Linked DNA regions of Homo sapiens: region 1 is linked to region 2. Evidence: chromatin contacts called from ENCODE Hi-C data. All regions are on one chromosome and are shown on one strand. Each heading gives the region's core, a stretch centred on a gene start or an enhancer-like site at or near the end of the contact. The rest is flanking DNA. Distances are from core to core; before and after follow the strand shown. Region 1 holds the start of HDAC9-AS1 (HDAC9 antisense RNA 1). Region 2 has its middle 140 kb from the start of HDAC9.

Region 1 (6,397 bases), core at 3,115-5,614, 550 kb after region 2:
TTTGGCAACCTAAAAGGGTGAATAATGGGCTATAATTCTCTACATAATATTTTAAGAATTGGAGTCTACTTAAAGATTTTATTTGCTACTCATTATATGTGTAGAATGAGTATAATGAAGTTTTAAAAGTGGTTATAAAACAAATGTTATGTTTTCTCTATCTAATTGCTCTTTTAAAATATGGTTACTTAAAAAAAAAAAAAAAAATCCCTCCATTTCAGCTAAGGGTCTTTGCCACCAGGGAACCATGCATGGATCCAATGCTTTTAAATATCGTGTCCATGTGTGATCTTTCTAGACACAGTTTTTTACTGTCACTTTTAAAATGTTCCCTATAAGTCAATCTCTTCAGGAACAAATACATTTTTGTATATGCATGAATAGTAAAATATATTTCACACATTTCTTTAATCATCTCCTCTGGACCATAAAGTCATACATGGCAACTGACCTTGTAAAGCACCATTTTAGACATTTCTTGGTGGAATTATTTCTTAATGATTGAATCATTCATTGATTTATTTGTTTTGTTTTAAAACATTTATTGAGTTTTTAACATTGGGGAAGCATTCATAGTCTATTAAGACAGACACATACACAATTATGACAATATATTTGTAAAATAATATTCTATGGGAACATAGATGAAGAAGTACATCAGATTACCTGGTTGAGTAAAGACCTCACTGACAAGGTAACTTGTATATGGCATAAAAAGATGAGTGGTACACAGCCAAATGGAACAAATAGCTAAAAATTTTTTACATAAATATTTTAAAAATTCTAAAAGCATGTTATATTTTCAGAAAAATAATGAGTGGCCTCATGTTAATAGTGTTTGAGGTATGTGAAGGAGAGTAATTAAGAGAACATATTATTTCTGAAGGCGTTTCCTTTGACCACAAAATACTGTGAGTTTTATAAAGAAATATTGAGAGAGGCAGTATCTCATTTTATCTAAGTTACAAACTCAGAGAAAGGGTATGTACTCAGAGAAAGGGTGTTTACTGTATATATATCTACTTACTTATCTATCCATTGATCATCAGTCTGCTTATGTTGGAATTCACATTTACAACATTTGAATGGAAAAAAAGGATAAGACTTTTTTTTTATAAGTGAGTCTGATTTAGTTGATTGGTGTGACAAGGAAGACTGGTATTGTCTATCTGATTGCATAGTGGACATTTTCCATAAATTGAATCAGCTAAATCCAGAGGTCCAATATTTTGAGGAAATGTTTTTAAATCACTTACACAATATGCTTAAAAGTATATCCTTTAAGAAATACTAACTCATAAAAATATTAGACATCCCCTTAAAAGACGAAAGAAGGTATATAGTTTTTCAAATTCTGTTACGCTTATGCTACCAAAAAGTATGAAGATTGCTGAGTTAGGAAGTTATTGCATAGGGAAAGTTTCCAAAGTATGGCTTAGGTTTTGGAATCTCCACTAAGCAAACTGTTATTAATGAAAAAACATGTTTTAATGTTAGGATATATTTGCTATGGTTTGGCTGATTGAAAACATAACTTTTGGATGACAGCTAGACTGTCGTCCCTATTAATAAAAATGCTGTTTGGGTGTCTTGTCAATAGAGGACACTTTTCTTGTAGTGCTTAGATTTGAAGTGAGCTCCTATGTGGTAACTAGTAATTAGTAGGACTGAGTTTACTCACCTGATGTACTGGTATAATTTTTTTTTTCCCTGAAAGTTACTTGCTCTCCCTATAGCCAAACATGAACTTGATGTCTTCTTTTTTATTATCTTTTCTGAGATTGATGAAGAATCTGACAACCTAGGCTAGATCATGTTAAAGATGTTGACATGATGGAAGACTGTCGATTGCCAATAGTAAGTTTCAACTATGTAACAATTAAATAGATCGTACTTCAAAAATTTTATAGATTCAGAATCTACAGATTTTAATCATTTGGTTTAGTCCAGTTAAAATTAATAGTATATTAATTATTTCTTTGGAAGACATGGTGGTTAGCTTACCTTATAAATAATGTGAATACAGTGAGTTAATGATACAGTCTTTAAAAATCTATAAGCCTTGAACTATTCAATGTAATTTGTTATTTAACAAATTATCAGTGTAATTTGTTATATAACTAGGGTTATATAGCCCTAGTAGTATGGATAAAGATGGATATCCACACTAATCACATCTAACTTTTAACAAGCTTCATACTATCTGTGACCTGTAATATAAAAAAATTATCTTCAGTGTGGAAATACTATCAGAAAAATTCAAATTTCTATTCTCACAAATTGATAATGTGCATTTTCTGAAATAAAGTGTTGTTTGAAAGACTTGATAATACACACACAGAAAGATGATAGATTTCTCTGTACATGGATTTCAAACAAGGAGTTTCTCTAATTTAAAAAAAAATGAACTGGTCACACGATATATTCAAAACAAAACAAAGACTTCTATCAGCATAACATTCCAGAGGTTTTTTTCCCTGTCCAAAAGATGTATGAATACATACAAGAATTTTGCTTTAATTGTGATACTCTTAATTTCAAGTCTACAAAAACAACTCAAATCTATACATGCGCACACAGGTGCACACACACTAATGCACCTATGCATACTATCATTATTTAGAAATCAAAGATAAATAAATTTAAAATATGTCTCATTAGGACTGGGAAAACTCTAGGGTGCTTCTTCATGCTTTCTAAGCATGAAATGTACTTGATCCTGGGATGCTGTGAAAACGATGATTTAGCCCACTGAAGAACAGATGGCCCTTAATCACCCCATGTGGCTAAACACACAAATGCCAACCTCAGAGACGCCTTACCTTTGCCCTGTCTGTCCCCTCTAGGCTAGTCCTGCTATATTAAGGGTTATTGCCTTTCTGGCCCTCCCTGCAATCAGCTTTTGAAGTCCATGGCCAAGAAGGCAGTGTGAGAATACCATTATGAGAGAGGTGTTTGCTTAAAGTCATAGTCCGGACAAGATCCCATGGACCCCTTGATAGTCTAGCAGGGAGCCACAAACTTTAGCCAATATCTTCTAATTCCCTGAGGATTCAGAACTGCCCACCATAAAAACATAATGGGCTGTTTATCTGAGCAGCCAGAAGATAACATCTTAAAGTTACAATCTGGGTTACAGACTGGTGACATAAAGCAATAAGAAGTACGAATACCACCCCTACCCTGGGAAAAACAACATGTGAACAGTCTAGTGTATAGATACCACTGGATGCCCTTTTCTCATGCTAATAAGAGCCACAACTTTCCCAACATTTTTCTGTTAAATAGATTAAATATACTTGGGAAGAAATGGATGGACCCCGCCCCTTACTCCATTTGCATGCTTTATACTGTTTTTGAAGTTTGGGACTATGTTAGGAAATATTCCCACTGGCACAATCAAGTGAATTTTTGTGGCACATTTTGACTTCTTTTCAAAGATTGCTTAAGTCCTGTGACATTAATCATGATCTTCTAATAATATACTACAGAGATTCCCAAAAAGATACTTTATTCCCAAGGCTCCAATACTGCAACAGATCAGACTCTCTTTCTCTCTCTGTATATATACTATATATACATATATATATATATACACACACACACACACACACACACACATATATACATATACATATATATATATATAAAATTGTATGAATAATATATTTTGTTCCTGTGATTCTTTGACTCTCTGCTGGGACAGAATTAAAATATCTCAGAGTTAAAAAAAATCCTCTTTTTTCCAAACGCCTGTTATTTGTCTGCATTGCTGACATTAGGGAAAAGAAAAGCTAGGTTTGATATTTCAACTGCATCAATTGAACACGTAATATAGTGGAGACTTTACAACTGTTTGTTTCTGGTAAGCCTGTTTGTTATTATTACCAGTCAACTGGGAGAATCCAATGCCTGTAGGGGATCCCACCCCCAACAAATGAATCTCTATGATTATGGAGAGTGACCAAATTAACCACATAATTGCTAGACTTAACCTCATTGTATAGTATGGGTATTTTACCACATATAAATATGGCCATGAACCAACTATATCTCAACCCACTTGGTTCGTTTTAAACATTTCCTGAACATCCAATAGGATTGTTTTCATAACTTATCTTATTTAATCATAAAAGTTGTTTCCATATATCAGTCCAGTATTTTTAATCTTTTAAATGTTCACATCTGCATATATACATTTCTAATCTACTGCATTTAACAAGCAGCTTTCTTTTTTATTTGTCCCAAGAGTATGTCATATTATTATTTTATGCCAGATTCAATTTAGTCACAAGTTTTGTCTGGCCTTACCTACTGTATTTTCTTCTACCCTTTCAGGAACCCTGTAAAGTGGCAGAGGAAAAGTTACACATGAAATTGCCCTAAAGTGTTTGGAAACAGCTTCAGTCACAACTGCATTGTGCTATGCAATAAAGCTACCCTCACAGGCAACTGTTGCTGGAGGCTGAAGCCTCTGGAATGAGTCTCAGGGAGAATGTACTGCATCCCAAACTGTCTTCCTTAAGGATGACAACAGTGAAATGTCTGCCCTGCTTGGGAACATGCACTAATGCTGCTTTCTCTTACAACTTGAAAACGTTTTATTGGCTTTAAGAATTTGTTTAATCAAATCCTAGTGAAGGTTCTTCTCACTCCTGGGGCTGTTTAGTAAAATATGGATTAGGGCAAAGCCCTCTAATGTGTCCTTAGGAGAGTCATCATGGTGAGATCTGTGGAGGGGTAGGGGAATGAACAGGCTCCAGAAGATTGCTTTTAGCCAAAAAAGAAGGAGAAAAATGAGGCTTTGGCAGGAATAACTCTCTGTGTTTGAAACCAAACTATGAAAGAAAAGTATGTGAGTAAAAAAGATTTCCCCAAAGATTCGTTTGGAATAGAATTTTCAATATAATGAAGATAAAGCAGTTTTGAGAACCCCCTCTAACAATATTTTATTTCTAATAGAATTGCCTGTGAGCAACTGAAACAATTGACAAGGGCAGGGGGAAATGATTGAATGAACTGCATCACTGAAATAAATAAAAATATGCTTACCTCAGGATATCTTGTTGGATTTCCTAAAATATAATTATTTAGCTACGTATTTGAATTAGCACATAAACAAATAAGGAACACTTTTGATTTTAATATCTGAGGAATGGAAAAGTTTGGAAAAAGAAATTTCACACTATTTATAAGTGAAATATGTCTCTAGTTTACATGTACAAATTTTCTGATTCCAGGAATCTCTGCAGTCTCGTTCCTTTGAGTGTTTTCTAATGAGTATAATCATCTATAGTAATAGTATTTATTTACATATGGCATTGTGCTAAGGGGTAAGCAAAACCAATTGTGCAGAGCTAGTCAGTCTGATATAATAAAGCATGATACACAGTTATGTAGGGGAATATGAACAAATATATTCAGCAATTTTCTTGCATGAGCAATTTGAAAACAATTTTACATGTTCAGGCCAGAGAATACATGTTTGATCAGAGTAGGAGAAAGGAGGTGCTTTGAGAAATGATGGAATTTCAGCCTGATGGTTAACTATAGCAAGGGCTGTGGAACTAAATAAACCTGCATTTGGGTCCTGACTTGGCCCTTCTAAGCAATAACATGACTTTAGGCAAGTTGTTAATTTTTTTAAATCCCAGTTTTCTCATTTGTAAAACATAGATGACAACTGCATTTTATTCATAGTTTACGTAAAATACTTGTGTGGCGCCTAAGCAATGGTGTTAGACCAAAATCAGGGAATCGGTAATAATCCTTTCAAGTTTTAATCCATTTTCATCTTTTTTGACTTCTTTATTACATATCCTTCCTCTTGTCAATCTTTCAAATAGACATCCAGTGGAATTTCCTCTCTTCCACATTCTGAGGCCATCCCTAGAGTTTCTGTTTTTAGCTTCCTTAACTCTTTTTTACCATCGTTTCACTGGCAGCCAGCATGTGACCCTGAAAAGGTGAATTTTCATACCCTTGCAGAAAATGTTGACAGCTTTCTTATCTTTGTGTCAGCTATTTACGCCCATTTACTCCTCACTATCTTTCTGACAAACATTCTCATTTATTCTACCTACATCCTAAAGTAAGCCCTGATAAAATGAAGCTTCAATTCCACTCCTAAGATCTCTTCTCTCTTTCATTGTTAGTCACCGTTAGTCGAGAATGTACCATTTGGCTCACTCTGGCTTAGGATCTTTGTAGTCAAGCATGCTGTTCTCTCTCTCTATTTTATCAATCTGGAGTCACTTTAATGTTCCAAATGGAATTGGAGCCAGATACCTCATATTCTGTTCACCTCCACATGACCCTTACACAACTGGCAACAAATCTAGGATGAGAATAATGCTGGCTACGATTGGGAACAGAGATTCTGATGGAAGTCTGTAGT
Region 2 (6,420 bases), core at 2,226-4,725:
TTCCCCACTTTGGTTCAGATACTTGTGAACCTCCATTTCATGATCCTTGTTTTTGTCTCTGTCTTACTCTAAAATACAAATCTGTATCTTCTAAGAAAATCTTTTAACAGCCTCACCATATAGGGTGTTGCAGAAGGTCAGCTCGGCGGCCAGCAAAATATCTTCCAGTACCTTAACAAATCAGCAAAATATTTTGAGAAATGCTTTACTTTTATGAACAAATACCCTGCTAGTTATTGGATTTGTCATAGCATCTAAGGTTTCTCTCATAACCATACTGACCTTCATGTGCTATTGTATTACAAAACCAACTCTTTATGTAATCAAACCTAAGGAAGAATGCTTAATTAGCTATACATGACCCTGTGTTATGATACAGGCATACAAAAGTTATTTTCTTCAGCACTATCTAGCTATTGTACAAAGAAACTTCTTTATAAAGTAAGACATGGGATATTTGATGTCTCAGGAGTAAAGTAATATTGGGATTTTTTTTTTTCCTCTGCAAGCTGTTTGAGAGCTTTCAGCAGGGGGATACCGTATTTAAAGGTAGCCTAAGATCTCATAACTCCATGTGTCACAAAAACTGTGTAGGTTATGAAAGACTTTTCTCGTGAGCAAAACAACTGTGCTTTTTAGCTCTAAATCATGACATAGTCTTGTTATACCACAAAGAATTAAAGAATGTTAAGTAAATGACTTTCTTCCCTCCCTCTGTGCCTCTGAGGATAGTTATTAATGCCGATTCTTGCTGCTGAGTGATCCTGAAGCTACTGTGGCAACCTTTTTATTCCCTGAGTGCAAATGAATCCTCTATGAGGTAATTGAAGGAAATTGATGACATTATTTGCTGTATCTTGGGTATCAACAGCATATAAATGAAAAACACAGCAGAATGCCTGGCCTGTGTTACCACATTGACCTACACATTTGGATCTGAAAGATCTCGAGCTATTTTCTGCCTAAGCAGACTTTGCACCTTTGTGTTTTATAGTGAAGTAGCAGGTACACAACTTTTTAAAATCATGAACTCCTAGCATTGGATTACCACCACCTGGTGTAAGGGATAGGTTTTATAGAAACACAAAGAGCATGGACTTATTCTTTTCATTTTTGTTCTTCTTTGCCAATTTTAATGTTATCTTCACAATCTGAACAGTGTGACCTGTTTCACCTTCTTTTATTTTGAATGTTAGTGTATGCACATTCTAAGCCAAGGGTGGCTTTACCCTTTAAGTTAAATTAAACCATTTGGGACTTAGCAAATTCTGGGTTGTATGTTTTAAGGTGAAAAAAAAGCACTAAAAAGAAAATTTAAAAGAAATTTTATCATCATATAGGGTGTGGATGAATGATTCAAATAGAAAACCTATTTTAAATCAGCCCTACTGAATGAACTATACTAAAAGGACATTTATTTACCTAGTTAGGGAAAAAAGTCACTTTAAATATGGTCTCTAGTTACTTTTCTTCCCATTTATTACATTTGCCACTTCATTGTGACCTTACTATGACCTTGTAGTTTATGGGCTAAAGGTAACCATTATGCAATAATGAAAATATGCAGGCCAGTCTTTACCACCTTGAAAAAATTGGTTTCTTATATTTTGTTTAAATTAACACACTTTGCTATTTATAAAGCTCTGCTCTACGGTGCTTGAAAGAGGAGAGAAGAATTAATCGCAACTAATGTGCAGATTTAGGCTTTTAGAGACTGTGTTTAGTGGAGGTGAGTCAGCAGGCCTTGTTATATTAATTATAGTGGTTTGATTCTCTACTGGTTTTGATTCACAGAGATATGCGCTGTACGTAAGAATTAAAGCATCAATTGCTTAGGAGAAAAAGGAACTTAAAAATCAAACCATTAATACCTATCTTTGCTTTCTTCTTTTGTCTAATTTGTTTTATTTTAGTTATCCAGGCCCAGATTTCCTCCACTTTCCCTTTGCCTTGATCCCAAAACCTGACCTCTGTGAAAAAGGCAATTCATCAATTGGATGTGGTGAGGGAAATGCCCTTCAGAAGGATCTAAAACAGGCAATACAAAAAGCTTTAGACAGTCAACACATCGGGGCACGTAAGCTCTGATGTGACTTGTTATCTCTGAGACCAGTGTTTGCATTCTTCCTGGTTTGTTCCTTAGGCTTGGAAATGCACTGAAACCACAGCTGGTCTTGAAGAGCCATAGAGGATGTGATACAAGGAATGATAAATTAATAATTACAGATCCTCAATCTGCTTATTGTCAGTCATTTTTTCTACCACCAGTTACAAATCCAGTCTTTATTCTCAAACAGAAGTGATGATAATTATCCTTGGTAAAATAACTTTCACATAATGTTGATTGCAGACAGTCACCAAGGGCTATGCTCCAAGTACACTTCTCACCATTTTTATACATGAAATAAAAACTCTTATTATCTCCACTTGTCCATGAGGAAACCAATGTACAGAGAAATTAAGTACCCTTCTCAGGGTTACACAGAAATTCAAGAGCTGGATTTTTACCACAAAGGATGGTTTAGAGCCTCTGGTCTTAACCTTCCAAGAGTCTGGGTTCTTGGGAATCTTCATTTTCAACATAGGCTCTTTATACTACCAGAACTAGCATGTTCTTCAGATATTCAAAACGGAGACTTTTAATAAGTTCATTATTAAAGAAGTGAATAATTTAGGATTAAAAAAATTCTGTTAAAAATGGGTTGCTCATAATTAATGAAGGCAGATATTTAAACCATGAATCCTTTATAAAACCTTGGGATGTGAAAGCTTATTTTGAAATGGACTGTTGGACTGCATGCTAAAAGTATACCCAGAGTGAATTTTCAGAGACATTAGAGACAAATTTAACATCACCCTCAAATCTGTGGAAGGTTAAATATACAGAGTGTGAGACATTGAGAATTAGGCATTTACAGGTACTTTTCCCCAGAGTTTGGTTTGGTGAGGGATTTAACCCCCATTTCGTGACACTGATCAAGGCAGGACATTTTGAAGGAAAAGCACTACAAAAAGGAGGAATTGCCTTGTCATGTTATGAAGCATTTAATTCTAAACTTCTCTGTTTTAAAAACAAAAGAGGCCTATCTATAGATAAACAAAGTAGACTCGTGATTTCCAAGGGCTGGGGCAGGAATGGGTGGGTATTAGCCATAAACTGGCTAGAGGGATCTTACTGCAAGCGATTGAAATGTTCCAAAATTGGATTATAGTGATCATTGTACAATCTGGTTTAAATGAACTTTGAAATCATTGAATTGTACCCTTTAAATGACCAAATTTATGGTATCTAAATATACCTTAGTAAAGTCATTTTTAAAAATGCATGTAAAAAAACTAAAAAAGAAAAAAAGGAAGATCCAGAATTGGGTCTTCAGACAGAATCATTATTTGCATCAAATTCAGAATTTCCCGTACATGATATTAATTTACTTCTCTAATTTGAAGTATGACACTAAATGTAACACGTTAGGTCATACATTTGGCAAAGACAAATTCTTCCTGCCTGTACTTTTTCCTTTCAGTTTTTAATAGGTGGCGCCATTATTCTTTGTAGCCTCTAGAGGGCAGCACATAGGTTTTTTTTTTTTTTTTTTTTTTTTTTTAAAGACAACAAACTTGTAACTCCCAAGCATCAAGAATGCCCAGTTGTTTCAGATGAACTCTCCAATTTTAGTTCATCCTGACGACCTCACAGTGGAGGACCTTCCTATAGTGACTCCTGCGAATGAATCCTCCCTTCCTTCCTGTTAGTTGCTCCCTTTCACCTCTGGCTATTTAATGTCCTTGAAAGATCTTTCAGCTCTCTCTACAGGGGAACATAGGAGTAATTTCAGTTGAAACTTTCACAACCTTTTTCCTTTAGAGAGCTTGATTTTTAGGTAAAGACAATAGTCAGTTAATGAATAAAACCGGTATTTGCACATGGGGGAGGGTTGATGCCCAGGAGATTGTCATAAGAATTCCTGACACAAGTTCTTCAGATCGCATCGGAAGAATCCGGCTATGCCAAAAGATAAATGTAGAGTTCTCCTCAATGTATGAATAACTAGGGATGCAGGATTTAAAATCTATAAGAATTTTTAAAGTTGTAAGACATAAGCATCCTGGTGTGTTTTTTGATTGTTGTTCTTTTCATTTAATTATTTATTATTAGTTTATGTACAGTAGAAGCCAACAAATAAGGGTTGGAAAGGTAAATTAACTAGCATTAAGGTATATACTGAAAGTCATTTTAAGAAATGCCTTACCTCTTCTCATCCCCACGATTAATGGCATTTTCCCTATGATCATTGAATTTTAAAAATACCTGGAAATTTATACCATTCTAGGATCTTATAGAATCTTATAGGATTTATTGGAGTTGATTTTAGTGTAGGAGCCTGAAACAGTTTTAGGTCCCCCTCACTATGTCTTATTGTTACTTCGTTTCTGACATTCTTCCTATATATCCAATCTAATATATATGTGAAAAAGGGTAGACATCAATCAGTATTAAGAAACAATGAGAAATGCCTGAACAGACCTTTAAGCTGTGATTTAAAAAAATCGTATTTGGGTGATCCTAGCAGTTAAATTGACTTTTTCTTTCCTTCTGTCGTCTCTGTTCTCCTTTTTTTTCCTCAGTAAACTTTGATTGCTTGCTAATTGTGTGCTAGGCCTTGTTTGGTTGTTTATTGAGAGAAAGAAATAAAGGAGAAGGGAGAGAACACAAACACAATTTCTGCCCTTGTGGAATTATAGCCAGTATAGGAGACAGACAAAACAGTATATAAACAAAAAATAACAATACATAATTACAGATTGAAATCAATTCTAAGAAAAAAAAGGTCAGTAAGTATATATAACCTTTGGGGCCAACTTTAGGCTAGAGAGTTAGGAAAGAATTTCTGAGGAGGTGAACTTAGGTGGCCCTACCACATAAAGGATTGGGCAAAGGGTTATCCAGGCAGAGGAACAGAGTATGAGAAGGCCCTGAGTCAGGAAGGAGCATGGCTTGTTGCAGAAACTGAACTAGTGTCTCAGTGTTTCACTGTGAATCAAGAAGTAAGCTAGGATGTGGCTTGGGGAGGTAACTGGCCAGGACTGAAAGATCTTTGTGAGGAGCTTGGATTTGTTTCTAGGTTGAGTGATGCCTCCAGAGGGCAAAAGAAAAACAGCAACATTATCTGATTTTGCTTTTGATAGGATTATTCTGGTTTCTCTATGGAGATTGGATTGGAGAGGGGCTCATATGAATGTGGCAGAAGTTTAGAAGGTGTAGCTGGGTGTGGTGGTGGGCACCTGTAATCCCAGCTACTCGGGAGGCTGACGCAGGAGCATCACTTGAACCCCGGAGGCAGAGGTTGCAGTGAGCTGAGATGGTGCCATGCATTCCAGCCTGGGCAACAGAGAGATACTCCATCTCAAAAACAAAGCAAAACAAAACAACAACAAAGAAGTTTAGAAGGTGGTTGTGATCTAGACAAAAATGCTCTTGCAACTGAGTTTCACCTGCAATTTAGGAATGGGAAGTAATGTGTTGAGTCCACTGATGTTGGGAGCACAAACACTTATGTAGGAGGTAGAAGAAACAGTTTTTTTTCCTATAAAGTTATAAATAGCTTTTAGCTTATTAGGTGTGGCTATGTTGAGACAGTAGTTAATGATTAGTGGGATATTTAAAAGTGATTTTGGAAACATGAATATCTTGTGATTTTTATTTTATGCAAACTGGCATTGATTTTAAAAGCTGAGGCAATTTAAGCAACTTCGAATGAGTGTTTTCTCTCTGAGGGTTGGAATTTGGAAAAAATTGAAATATGGGAGCAGATGAGAACATGAAGAACTTGATAAGTATACCTACATATCCTTTGATATCATTGTTAGGAACTTATCTTTTAATCGAATGCATGGTGCCATAGGTTATTCCTTCTCTATATCACTTAGTACTTAAGAACACAAAACTAGACATTAGTAGAATTTACAGATACACATTTGATTCCTGGCTTTACCACTTACTCTAGCTATAACTTTAGACACCTGTCCCCTCACTGATATTTCTGAACTGGAAAATTGAGGTATAATAACCACGTTAGAAGAATGTGGTGAGGATTATGTGAAAAAATTTATGCAAAGTACCTGTCACATAGTCAGTAGTATTCAATTAATACCAGATTAGGTGATTTGCCATGATTTGCCCAAGGACAACAGCTAATAAATCGTAGGACTAATATTTCAACCCAGAAGGCCTTATGCTAAAACCTGCACTGTTCATCACTGCCCAGTACTTCTTTCTTAAATTGGGGCAGTGAGGCCGGGCACAGTGGCTCACGCCTGTAATCCCAGCACTTTGGGAGGCTGAGACAGGCAGATTACATGATGTCAGGAGTTCAATATCGGCCCAGACAACATGGCAAAACCCCATCTCTACTAGAAATA

The links. Hi-C counts contacts between places; a loop is a spot of excess contacts on that map. Pooled maps may share reads with other maps.
Region 1: a loop to region 2 is called in a map of PC-3, with 3 times the contacts of the local background. The contact joins the promoter of HDAC9-AS1 here to the enhancer-like site in region 2. A Hi-C loop is called at or near these places in 1 of 168 maps with a recorded cell type or tissue (PC-3), 1 of 37 single-sample maps with no recorded cell type and 2 of 50 pooled maps.

The regions. Positions count from the first base shown.
Region 1 is chr7:18,897,628-18,904,024 of GRCh38, forward strand. It overlaps HDAC9-AS1 (HDAC9 antisense RNA 1), which reads right to left and starts at 4,365. Exons shown (of 3, transcript XR_927081.3): 1 at 4,312-4,365. The region is part of intron 22 of HDAC9 (histone deacetylase 9); the gene reads left to right.
Region 2 is chr7:18,352,781-18,359,200 of GRCh38, forward strand. It overlaps a transcript of HDAC9 not described here. Among named protein-coding and RNA genes, the nearest start is that of HDAC9, 140 kb to the right of the region's middle. RefSeq lists a silencer at 4,926-5,220. Within about 2 kb of position 3,476, at least 3 of the 41 ENCODE cell types and tissues checked have a DNase peak (open chromatin) inside an H3K27ac peak, as active enhancers do.